2 separate regions of the Homo sapiens genome follow, and region 2 is linked to region 1. Evidence: read pairs that join two places in POLR2A ChIA-PET (ENCODE). Cell type or tissue: PC-9. All regions are shown on one strand. Links, peaks and the distances in the headings refer to the core of each region. The heading gives the core; the rest is flanking DNA.

What was found. ChIA-PET counts read pairs that join two places held together with the same protein. Peaks named below come from ENCODE experiments on the same cell type or tissue, not always from the same donor. Only the 100,000 strongest peaks of a DNase experiment are listed, where the experiment ranks them.
Region 2: POLR2A ChIA-PET joins it to region 1 with 7 read pairs; 3 of 35 experiments call an interaction of 5 or more read pairs at or near these places.

The regions. Positions count from the first base shown.
Region 1 is chr4:138,894,217-138,900,643 of GRCh38, forward strand. All of the region lies in intron 2 of LOC105377448 (a long non-coding RNA gene), which reads right to left. Among named protein-coding and RNA genes, the nearest start is that of NOCT, 120 kb to the right of the region's middle. RefSeq lists a silencer at 5,739-5,928. In PC-9, for the core only: no CTCF peak of the experiment used is centred there; DNase peaks (open chromatin) are centred at 3,815 and 4,175; H3K4me3 peaks cover 680 bases; H3K27ac peaks cover 1,889 bases.
Region 2 is chr4:139,018,434-139,024,860 of GRCh38, forward strand. All of the region lies in intron 1 of NOCT (nocturnin), which reads left to right. Among named protein-coding and RNA genes, the nearest start is that of NOCT, 5.9 kb to the left of the region's middle. In PC-9, for the core only: no CTCF peak of the experiment used is centred there; no DNase peak of the experiment used is centred there.

The DNA of each region.
Region 1 (6,427 bases), core at 1,643-5,642:
TTTACAAGTTACTCAGAGTATACTTATGCTCATTAGAGGTGGAAATCACTGAGTTGGGCAATAATAATTATCACTTATGGGTAACTTTCTTATCAAAATAAGTTAGTGATAGAGATATCTGAACATTGAACTCAGGAAAAAAAAATTTTCCTGGATCAATCATTGAGTTGACAAACTAAGTTAGACTTGCTATTTTGTTCTGTTGTTAAAATAAGAAGAAATGAATTTAAGCCCTTCAGGACTGGAAAGCAAAGTGTTTGCAGTGGAATGGCAGAATAACTTCTTTGGATCTGTTATAAGACTGGGAAAGCCACAGTTGATGATATTGACCAGAGGTCCATCAAGTGACATGGTGAATCAGTTGGCTTTTGCTACATAGCAAACCACCCCAAAATGTGGTGGCCTGAAATACTAATCATTTATTTGTTCATGATTCTGAGCAATTTGGGTGGTTTTTTTTGTTTTGGCCTGGCTCAGATGAAGATTAGTGGTCTGGGATGGCCTCACTCACATGTCAGGAGACTCAGCTGAGCCTGGCTTGTCTCTACTCCTCAGGTTCTCCTTCAGCAGCCTAGCCTGAGCTTTCTTACATGAGGTCCACACTTCAAGGCAGCAAGTGGGAACACGCCACACCTTTCAAGGAGCAGGCTTAGAACTTGTACAACATTGCTTCCACCACATTATGTATTGGTCAAGGACAGCACAAATCCAAAGAATGGGGAAGTAGGCTGTGTCTCCTAGTGAAAGGAGAAGCAAAGAACTTGTAGACACTTGAAATTATACTTCATAGAGTGCACAGGCAGAGATATGAGGAAATCTTGAAGCACAGATGGTTCTGAAAATAAAATCAAAGTGGATGCTACATTTGTGCCCCCTACACCCACACTTAGCAATGTGCTGGCAGCATGGCCTCCCTTTACCTAATAACTCTTATTCTCCTCACATCCTTTTCAATCGCATATCTCTCTCCTTTTCTTGTATTCTCCTTTTCTTTTCAAAAACAATAAAGCCTCTTAATATTGTTAATATTATCAAGACTGGAAAAAATATTAATCGTGACACATTTTCCAAAATCATCCAGCCTCAAAATTTCTGAGTCCACTGTAACTTGTCTCTCTCCCTTTCCCCTCACAATTGGTCATCGCCAAGGCTGGGCGCAGTGGCTCACGCCTGCAATCCCAACACTTTGGGAGGCCAAGGCAGGCGGATCACAAGGTCAGGAGTTCGAGATCAGCCTGAACAACATGGTGAAACCTCATCTCTACTAAAAATACAAAAATTAGCCGGACGTGATGGCACACACCTGAAATCCCAGCTACTCCGGAGGCTGAGGCAGGAAAATCGCTTGAACCCAGGAGGCGGAGGTTGCAGTGAGCTGAGATCGTGCCCCTGCACTCCAGCCTGGGGAACAGAGCAAGACTCCATCTCAAAAAAAAAAAAAAAAAAAAATTGGTCATTGCCTAGCCCGTGGATACTATCTTTGCAATACTGTTATGTCCCCAGAGCATGTCCCCTGCTGTGTACTCATACCATCAACATCCTTACTTAGGCTCTCACTATTTCTCTACCCACCATTTACTAGTTACAGGTCATTGGTAACTTCCTTTAGGTTTCTATGCTCCCTGTTTCCTAATCTGTAAAATGGGAACAATAATGTACTTATCTGTCAGAGATGTAGTGAAGATTAAATGAGATATTCTGTATGAAGTATGTAGCACAGAGCCTAGCACATTAGCAAATGCTCATTGACCATAACCTGTTAGAGTCACCCTGCCATAATTCATCTTTCCTGTTTACCTGATTGTTTCTCCTATTCAAAAAACATCAATGAGTCCCCCAAAGCCCTTGAAAATAAATTCCTCAAGCTGATATTTAAGGCCTTTCATATCTGACCCTATCGTACCTTTCCATTCTTGCTTTTCTCTTCAAAATGCCCTATTCTTTTGATGAAGACCCTCACACTTTCCCCCTAATTCACACTCAACCTTCAAACATACACCCACACTCAATCACCAACTGCCCACTCAGACTGTCTTAGCCCATTTTGTGCTACTAAAACAGAATACCACAAACTGGGTAATTAATAATAAACAGGAGTTTATTCCTCACAGTTCTGAAGGCTGGGAAATCCAAGATCAAGGTAGCAGCAGGTTTGGTGTCTGGTGAAGGCCCAGTGTCTGCATCCAAGAGAGTGCCTTGAACACTGCATCCTGCAGTGTCCTCACACGGCAGAAGGCTGAAGCAGGGAACCCATTCCCAGAAGCTCTTTTTTTTTTTTTTTTGAGACGGAGTCTTGCTCTGTCGCCCAGGCTGGAGTGCAGTGGCGCCATCTCAGCTCACTGGAAGCTCCGCCTCCCGGGTTCCCGCCACTCTCCTGCCTCAGCCTCGTGAGTAGCTGGGACCATAGGCGCCCGCTACCACGCCCGGCTAATTTTTTGTATTTTTAGTAGAGATGGGGTTTCCCCGTGTTAGCCAGGATGGTCTCAATCTCCTGACCTCGTGATTCGCCCGCCTCGGCCTCCCAAAGTGCTGGGATTATAGGCGTGAGCCACCACGCCCAGCCCCAAAAGCTCTTTTTAATTCAGCATTACTCCATTCAAGAAGGCAGTGTCCTTATGGCCTAAACACCCCATCAGGCCCCACCTCTCAACACTGCTGCATTTGGGATTAAGTTTCAAACATATGGTCTTAAGAGGAGACAAACATTCAAACCATAATAACTAGTGCCCTCAGATACACAACCAATTCACAATCCCTGTCTTAGGGACTTCTGTCACCTCAAAAAAAAAAACAATTCTATTACACATTTTCTCATTCTCCATTCTGCAACTCCGGCATCAGACAATCCTTTCGTCCTTTGAACATCAAAATAATGCTTCTCTTATTGCACTTACACTATGCTCGGTATCACAGTTCTGACTAATCTAACACACTGGAATGCAAGCTCTTAGAACCATGTCTTTTCATCCAATTTACCCAGCTATGTTTGATTCAGTTCCGTGTACATAACAGACCCTCAGTAAACATTTTTGGAATTAAGAGAGAGAACTAACCCCTGCATTATCAGCATATTGAACCCAAACCATATCAGGCTGTAAGGGCTATATTTTGACCCAAAATTTAGCCCCCAACCTGATGTAATAATGCCCCATAATATTACTATGTTCTGTACACTTGTATCAACACACAAACATGTACAATTCACTGCCTCAACCTCTTTCCATATATTGTTGAAGAATTCATGGGAGCAAGAGGTTCTCAAAGGTCTCATTCACTCCTGATTTTTTGTCCCTTTTCACAGGACCTGTGGGTATATCATCTCTGACTGGTAGTATTTTAAATTTACCCAGTGGTATTTAAATTTATCTGATAGCATTTTAAATTGATCTAATTTATTTAATTTACTTAGTCTAATTAAACATCATCTCCACCTGATGTTATTTAACTTCACCTAATGGTATTTTAAATTTATCACAGTCTAGAAGTTAATCAGAATCAATAAAATTGGTTTAGGGCAGTGCTTCTCAAAGTGTTGTCCCTGGACCAGCAACAGCATCAGGATACTTGGGAGAAATACAAATTCTCAGAATCAAACCCAAACCTACTGAATCAGAAACTCAGGGAGTGCCTGGCCAGCTTTCATTTTCACAAACCCTGCAGGTGAGTCAGATGCATGCTTGTTTGAGAACCACTGGTGAAGGGATTGAGTGAAATTGTTTCTGGACAAATAAACTGGTAACACAGATGGGAGATAAGAAATTTTTTGATGAAAATGAACTATCCCTGGGTTGTGGTTTGCATAGATTTGCAGGAGACCAGCCGAGATAGCAGATGAATGTAGTGGCTGAGACCTAATTCTCTGATTGGCCAAGGTACAAGATACGCATCTGTTTACTCTGGAACTAAGAGGATAGGGAATGTGTCATAATGTGACACTGTCAGCACACAGAGTTATTTTTAGAGCTAGGTTTTTGCTTCACAAGTAGAAGAAGGATTTAGAATACACTCAGAAGAATACAGTATATAAATGTCTTCCAATTGTGGGTTTTCCCTTCACAATGGTAAATTCAGAAATAAAAAGAGCCGAGTGATTGATTGCACAGTGGCTCACGTAACAGTGGAGACAGCCAGCCTCACCTGCAAGTATTCAAGCATGTTAATTGGTGCCTAGGTGGCTCAGGAGCCTCACCTGATCTGAGATGGCTGCTGGTGGCACACACACTCTCATGTGCAATAGGATTACTTAATTAACCTCTACAACACCAAAGGGCCAAGGCACCCCAGAGCCACTTTTTTGCTGCATAACTACTTCTTATCTTCATTAAGTCTAGTGACAGCTTTCCTAACAGTAGGAAATCATGCCTTAGCCTATGCTTGATGACTCATTACTAAGCCAAGTTAAGCAAAATCTGTGGCTTTCCAAAAAATACAGTAGGGACTGGTAAAAGTTTAAAAATTCATTCTATACAGAGTGCTATTGGCTAAGTTCCTTAATCAAAGGATTTTTCGTGATTTCTTGGAGAATCAAATTGGCTGCGGAGATTTAGCTATCTATTTTAGAGATGTGTAGGAGACATTCGGCAAGAAAGAGTAAGCATAAGAAGATTCAAGGAACTTGCAGGGAGCAAGAATTTTGCACCTACGTTTTCAAAAATCAAGATGTAAGTGAGTACGGTCAGGTCTACAATTGGGAGTCAAAGTGGAGCTCAAATCACAAGTAGCTATATAGGCCAGGTGCGGTGGCTCATGCTTATAATCCTAACACTTTGGGAGAGCAAGGTGGGAAGATCACTTGAGGCTAAGAGTTCAAGACCAGCCTGGGCAAAATAGAAAAACCATGTCTCTACAAAAAATAAGTAAATAAATTTAATTAGCCAGGCATTGTGGCATAGCCCTGTAGTTCCAGCTACTCAGGAGGCTGAGGCAGGAAGATCACTTGAGCTCAGCAGTTCAAGGTTATAGTGAGCTATGATCGCACCACTGCACTCCAGCCTGGGCAACAGAGTGAGACACTGTCTCTAAAATAAAGATGAAAAAGTAGCTATATAAAATTATGAATTATAAAGCATTGTAGAGAAAACTCTATGACTATCAGAAAATTATTAAATATATTATGTTCAGCATCCAATGTAGATTCTATCTGGCACCAGACACTATAGAGAGCGACATTCATTGACAAGTAGCTTGACGTAACTTTGGATCCTAGGGTCCCAGTAATTTTAGGAAGAACTGATTTTATAATGTTCTCCTCCCTTCCTCTTTCCCAGTTCCACATCAATTAAAATATAAAACCCAAGAACAAATACATTTTCAGAAAGGGAAGAATCTCTTATCCTTGACAAAGCTACAGAAGAGCTATCAGTACAGTTAAGAACAGTATGAAATCCTGCCTCAGGTTCTCTGCCATCCCTTCTCGCCTTGTGAATTCACAGTGATTTATTCAGTACACAAATATTCAGCCTCTCACAAGTGCTAGATAAACGCTGTGCTGTTAACTGGGGATACATTCAAGAAGTCTGCAATCAAATGCAGTCGACCAGACTTTCATGAGAATCACCTGAGGCACGTGTTAAACTACCAATATCCAGGCCGCATGCCAAACCTTCTTAATCAGAATCTCTGTGGATGTAATCTTAGAATCTGTGGGCCTCAGAGGCCACCATAGGTATTGAAGCCCACTGATCTGTGTTAATAGGGAAAGTTTATCCCCATTCCTCCAAATTAAGATGGCTTTTCCTTAGCCAAGAGACTAGTTCCATGGAGGGAAAGCTGCATGCATGGTGGTTTCAAGCAAAGGCACCCACCACTTTGGCCTTGCACAAAGACATGCAGTTTTGGCAAAAGCAAACGAACCACTAGGGAAAGGTGCAGACCACTTGGCCTTCAGCTATGGCTGGTGGACATGAGGGAGGTGTCATCAGAAGTGGCACAATTTGCTGCAATTGTACTTAATGTGTGTGTTTAGGTGGGTTGGAAGTTCCCGTGACTCAGCAGAATTTGAAACTGGAGGCAGTAATTTGGGGGCTTTAATTTAAGAATATTCAACTCAAGGGCAAAAGATATTTAGCTCTAATTTTCGTCTTTTGGACTTTAACATATCTGGGCTTGAAATATTAAGATTTAATTATTGAATTTTAATCTCTCCCTGGGAATTTGATAATGGGAGAGATTCTACATCAAACTTTGGCATATCTCTATGTTGTTGGCATTTTATTATTAGATCTTGGCATCTCCTTGCAGATTGTCCAATATGTTATGTTGAACAACAGGACTAGAAGGGAAAGGGGTGCAATTTCTTGGGTCCTCTGTGTCCTCAACAGCTTTGTGGTATAACAGCAGAAACTTGCTAAAGGTTCATCAAGTGCTTGTTCTGACTGGGTCCCCTGACTCTGGCCTAAATGGCATTGGGAGGGGACTGGGACTAGAA
Region 2 (6,427 bases), core at 738-4,737, 120 kb after region 1:
AACTTCTTTTAAGAAATCCCCTGAAACCCCCTAGTTTTACAGATAAGGAAATTGAAGGACTTTATGGTACTTAAACTTTTGTAGGCAGTTACTATAAAGTCTAGACAATTTTCCTGTTCATGCATTTTTAGCTTCAGCAGCTTGTTGGAAGAAACATGCCTGCATTGATTCATTCATTGCTTGTTCACTCATTCCAGATCTTTACAGAATGTCTCACACAATGTAGGTGCTTTATTATGGGAGTTAAAAACATGAGCTTTAGTCAGTCCCTAAGGAGTTTACTGCCCAGTAAGAGATGAGATTTGCACAATGAAATGGCTGTTTAATGAAATGAAACACCTTTTATTCTCTTGACTTGGAAATGGCACAAGGGTGCAGGAAAGCAGGAAGTCCCTTTTGGGCTTCTAGAAATGGGTGGCATTTCAGCTGGCTCTTGAAGCATGGTTAGGATTGGAAGAGATTACTATAAAGCGTTTTGTTTGGAAAAAGCAGGAGTAAATGCAGAAAGGCATGAGACACACACAGATGAGGAAGGGTGAGAGAAGAGGCACTTTGCAAAAATGGACATTGTTTTCCAAAGAGCCTCAGACCCAGCACTAAGTGCTTTTTAATTTTAATTTTTATTTTTATTTTTTTTGAGACAAGGTTCTCTCGCACTGTTGCCCAGGATGGAGTGTAGTGGCGCCACCTCTGCTCACTGCAACCTCCACCTCCCAGGCTCAAGCAGTTCTCCTGTCTCAGCCTCCTGAGCAGCTGTGACTACAGGCACACGCCACTGTGCCGGGCTAATTTTTGTATTTAGTAGAGACAGGATTTCAACGTGTTGCCCGGGCTCGTCTCAAACTCCCCAGCTCTGGTGATCCACCTGCTTTGGCCTTCCAAAGTGCTGGGATTACAGGTGTGAGCCACTGCGCCCAGCCTATGAAGTGCTTTTTTAAAATGCAGATTCTTGGATCCTACTGTAGACCTATTAAGTCTGAGTCATTCATGATGGGCCCTGGATTCCACATAACCAAATGAAATGACAAAAAGAATAACTCCAGATTGTTCTTCTATGCCCTCAAATTTGGACATCTGGCACCCATATGTGAGAGAGACATTGAAGGGGCCAAAAGCTCCTCTCCACTCCTGAGCCTTGTGGTGGGGAGTAGTGAGTCCCGACAGCTGTCCACATTTGCTAATCAGTTCCTGCATAACTTATGCCCCTTGGCAATTGGTAGTTATTGGGAAGATAAGTACAGTCCCTTTGGAGTTATCAGATTCCAGGTTGTTAGAATTAAAAGGTGACCCTAGGGATGATCTCGGTGTTTGGCTTTCTTTTCTCAAGGATAGCAGCCCCCCTAAGAAGTAGCAGTTGCCACAGTTACTGTACTGGATGAAACGCAGTTGGAAGTCATCTGTGGATTTATAAATGCTATCCTCCACATCCCTCCTCCTCAGAGAATGAAGAGCTGGCTGAACTACTGTTCTCTACCATTAGAACATTTGCTTTTTTTCATGGTACAATTTATAGGCAAATGCCACCAGCTCATTTGAGAAGGCAGCTTTATTTAATATGTCCTTTAACTATGTGAGTAAACTGCTTATGAGAGAGAAGAAACGGGAAAGCTTGTCATTATCAAGCTGCTATGGAATAAATTGCTTTCCTTGTGGGAAAACTAATGTATGATTTTTCTGTTAGCATTCAATGGCAACAGTTTAAACATGGTGAACTGGGGTTCTTTGGGGTTAATAACCATGGCTCCAGATTCACATTCCACACACTTAACATTTGTAAATCATTTAACCTTGCTTGCTGTCTCAACACTAGACTTTACCTAGAACAAATGAATAAGATCAATTGATAGCAATTTATCCACAAGCTTTATTGAATAGTACATGTAAAAGGTGACATGACTAATTGCAGTGGGAGTTGAGAAGAAAGAAATCAGTGTGGCTGAATTTGTCAAGAAATGCTTTGCTTCTAATAGGTGAAAAAGGAGGGTGTTTTGGAAGGGGACAGTTTGCGGGGTGGTGGGGGCAGGCAGAGAAGACCACACACACAATGCCTGGAAGAAGGTGGCGCTCGCATGCAGGAGCTGTGGCAAGCATCTTAGGAAAAGGGGTAGAGGCAGAATCATTTGGGACAGTTGTTAAAATGCAGATTTCTGGCCTTTCAGCCCTCTGCTTGATCAGTTTCCTGTGGAGAAGCCCGGTGGAGTGCATATTTAACAAGTGCCTCAGGGGATTCTTCCAAAAAGATTAGGGAGTATTTATGAGCTCTGCCCCTCCTTTCCCCAAAGGTACTTATTCCTGGAAAGCTTGAGAAGCTCTGGAGAGGATTCTGGAAGAGCCTTAAGACCTTTGGTCTGGCCGGGCACAGTGGTTCACGCCTGTAATCCCAGCACTTTGGGAGGCCGAGGTGCGGATCACTTGAACTGAGGCATTCAAGACCAGCCTGGGCAACATGGTGAAACCCTGTCTCTACTTACATTAGAAAAAAAATAGCCAAGTGTGGTGGTGCACACCTGTACATCCCAGCTGCTTCGGAAACTGAGGCAGGAGAATCACTTGAACCCAGGAGGCGGAGGTATCAGTGAGCCGAGATTGCGCCATTGCACTCCAGCCTGGGCGACAGTAGGAGCAATACTCTGTCTCAAAAAAAAAAAAAAAAAAAGGATCTTTGAGCTTGGGGCCTAAGGCAGTTCAAGAGACCCCTGAGAAAGAACATTGACCCCCGAAAAAAGCAGCTTTAAAAAATTGTATATTTTGTCGAGACGGGTTTTGCCGTGTTGCCCAGGCTGGTCTCGAAATCCTGGGCTCAAGCAATCCTCCCGCCTCAGCCATCCAAAAGTGCTGAGATTACAGGCATGAGCCATCACGCCCCGCCAAAAGCAGCTTTTAAGAAAGGGAAGAAATTCCAGGGCCGGGCACAGTGGCTCAAGCCTGTAATCCCAGCACTTTGGGAGGCCAAGGCAGGCGGATCACCTGAGGTCGGGAGTTCGAGACCAGCCTGACCAACATGGAGAAACCCCATTTCTACTAAAAATACAAAATGAGCTGGGCGTGGTGGCACGCACCTGTAATCCCAGCTACTCTCAAAGAAAAAAAAAAGGGAAGAAATTTGCATATTAATGAAAGTTCAGTGAGAGGAAACTTGAGACTGAGGTTGTAATGGGAGTGTATCCATGTAGTCACTCTAAGTCACAACTTAGAGTAAAATGAGGTTTCTATGATGTTTACTAAAAGAAAAGTGAGGTAATTGTGTTCTGGCTTCTTGGAGTTAGGAAGGGAGATACAGCGTCTGTATTTGCTGTCAGGAGTCACTGGTGACTAATTACAGTTTTTCTGGTTTTTTTTTTTTTTAGACAGTTTTGCTCTTGTTGCCCAGGCTGGAGTGCAGTGGCGCAATCTTGGCTCACTGCAACCTGTGCCTCCCGGGTTCAAGCAATTCTCCTGCCTCAGCCTCCCAAGTAGCTGGGACTACAGGCATGCGCCACCATGCCCGGCTAATTTTTTTGTATTTAGTAGAGACAGGGTTTCACCATGTTGGTCAGGCTCCTCTCGAACTCCTGACCTCAGGTGATACACCCGCCTTGGCCTCCCAGAGTGCTGGGATTACAGGTGTGAGCCACCACGCCCGGCCACTAATTAGAGTTTATAGGGCTTTGATAGCCACTTAAGTGGTGGTTATACTTCAGTAGATAATTAGAAATTTGAAGGACAGTGTGCCTGGGCGTTTAGCCTCATAGTAAACCTGTTTGGACTTCCACGGAAAGCAGCTAAGATACTTTTTATTTATTGTTATTCTTAGAATGGGAGAAAATCAGCCTTCCCACGGAGGGAGTGAGACCTCAAGTGAAAACCTTAGCTGTCCTCTGTATCTATGTGGCCTCAAAGCAACACTTGAATCATATATTAATACTTAGCAAGAATTCAGTGTCAGGTATGTGGGCAACAGTGCCCAGGGGAAAGAAGGCTAAACAAAATTGGTACCATCCAATTTGAATGTCCTTATAACAATTTTTTTCTCCTTCCAGTATATAAAAAAATGCGTGGGTCCCATTCAGATCTTCTGGATTTTAATATCTCCAAGTGGGGCCTGAGCATCTGCTGATTCTGACATAGGCTCCGGGTAGACAACAGCCACATATTGACAACACAGGCGGACACCTGTGAGGAGGCTCGTTTTACTAAATGCTTAGAAGCCTATTCTAAGTCTCTCAGTGATGTGATTCTCCTGTCCAAAAGTTAGAGACCACTGTTGGATTGTGGAGAGTTGTGCAGAAAGGAAAATATTTATTTTATTTATTGTAGAGACAGGGTCTCACTGTGTTGCCCAGGCTGCTCTTGAGCTCTTGGCAAGTCCATGAAAATAAGTGCTTAGAAGTTACGATGCTGCCCGGGTACCGTGGCTCATGCCTGTAATCCCAGCACTTTGGGAGGCCAAGGAGGTGGGGGGAATCACTTGAGGTTAGGAGTTCGAGACCAGCCTGGGCAGCATGGCAAAAACCCCATCTTTATGAAAAATGTAAAAATTAGCCGGGTGTTGGTGGTGTGTGCCTGTAATCCCAGCTATTCGGGAGGCTGAGGCAGGAGAATTGCTTGAACCAGGGAGGTGGAGGTTGCAGCTAGCTGAGATCGTACCACTGTACTACAGCCTGGGCAACACAGCAAGACTCCATCTCAAAAAAAAAAAAGAAGTTATGATGCATCCAAAGTGACAATAAGAATTGTTCCGGAAGGATATCTGGGAAATTCCTTGGTCTTGATGCATCCTTTCTAGCTGTCTTCCTTTCCCTTTTCTATCTTTCCTCCAACTCTGAGGTTCCAGTACTTAAACAGCTCTGTTTGCCGATCTGCAAATATGCTTGTGACTGCAAATATCTTGTCTAGTACAGGGTGCAAAGTAAGTTACACTGCAGATTCTAATAATACCTGGGATATAATACTTTTCTATTTCCTCTTGTGTGTTTTGCTTTTATGGATGCTAATTATCATTGAAGGTCTGCTGAAGGAAAATGTTTATCTTTCAAATCTTGTAGGTCAAATAGACTCTCTGAGACTTAGTTCTAGAATTAGTTTAATATTTTATTTTTTTGAGATGGAGTCTTGCTCTGTTCCTCAAGCTGGAGTACGATGGCGCGATGTCAGCTCACTGCAACCTCCGTCTCCCGGGTTCAAGCGATTCTCCTGCCTCAGCCTCCCGAGTAGCTGGGGATTACAGGCCCCTGCCACCATGCCCTGCTAATTTTTTGTATTTTTAGTAGAGACGGGGTTTTGCCATGTTGGTCAGGCTGTTCTCGAACTCCTGACCTCAGGTGATACACCCGCCTCGGCCTCTCAAAGTGCTGGGATTACAGGCACCATGCCCGGCCTTGCCTCTGAACTTTTAAAGACCATTGTGAGTATTGATTATCTGTAGAAGCTTACAAGATTTCCTTATCTTTGGTATTCAAAAGATCCATCAGGTTGAATGTCTCAGCATCTGATGCGCCCATCCAATCTAAAGACATGCCTTAGCACATTAAAAGTTTGTATCGGTTGTCTACTGTATTGTCTCTTGTTCTCATGTTCTTGAACTCCTGTTAGATTGTTGGCCATATGGATCTATCCTCCGTGTCTATTCATCCTTTTTTTTTTTTTTTTTTTTTAAATTATTTTAGAGACAGAGTCTCCACTTTGTCACCCAGGCTGGAGTGCACTGGTGTGATCATAGCTCACTGTAACCTCCAACTCCTGGGCTGAAGTGATCCTCCCACTTCAGCCTCTGAAGTAGCTGGGACTATAGGTGTGCTCCACCATGCCTACCTACTTTTATTTTTTTGTAGAGACACGGGTCTCAGCTCAGACTGGTCTCAAACTCCTGGGCTCAAGCAGTCCATCTGCTTCTGCCTCCCAAAGTACTGGATTACAAGCATGAGGCACCTAGCCAGGCCTCCATTCATATTTTAGTGTTTTTATCTCTTCTCTGTTGCATGAGATTTTCTGAAAATTTTTGTTCTGCAGTCATTTTAAATTCCTAGACATTTCTAGTTGTTTAATTGCTCCTTTTTTCATAGAAACCTGTTTTGTGTCTATAATGTCTCTCGTACTTTAAATATATCAAGATGTGTGTGTGCCTGTTTCTCCTTTAGGCCTCTTTCCTGGAGAGGAAGGGAGTTTTGCATGTTGTTTTATTTGTTTGTTTGTTTTTTGAGATGGGGTCTCGCTCTGTCACTCAGGCTGGAGTGCTGTGGCGTGATCTCAGCTCACTGCAGCCTCCATCAACCTGGTTCAAGCACTCCTCCCACCTCAGCCTCCCAAGTAGCTGGGACCACAGGCATGCACCATCATGCCTGGCCCAGTAATACAACAGTTACTGTATTTTTAGTAGAGACAGGTTTTCCCCGTGTTGGCCAGGCTGGTCCCAAACTGCTGAGCTCAAGTGATCGGCCCACCCCGGCAT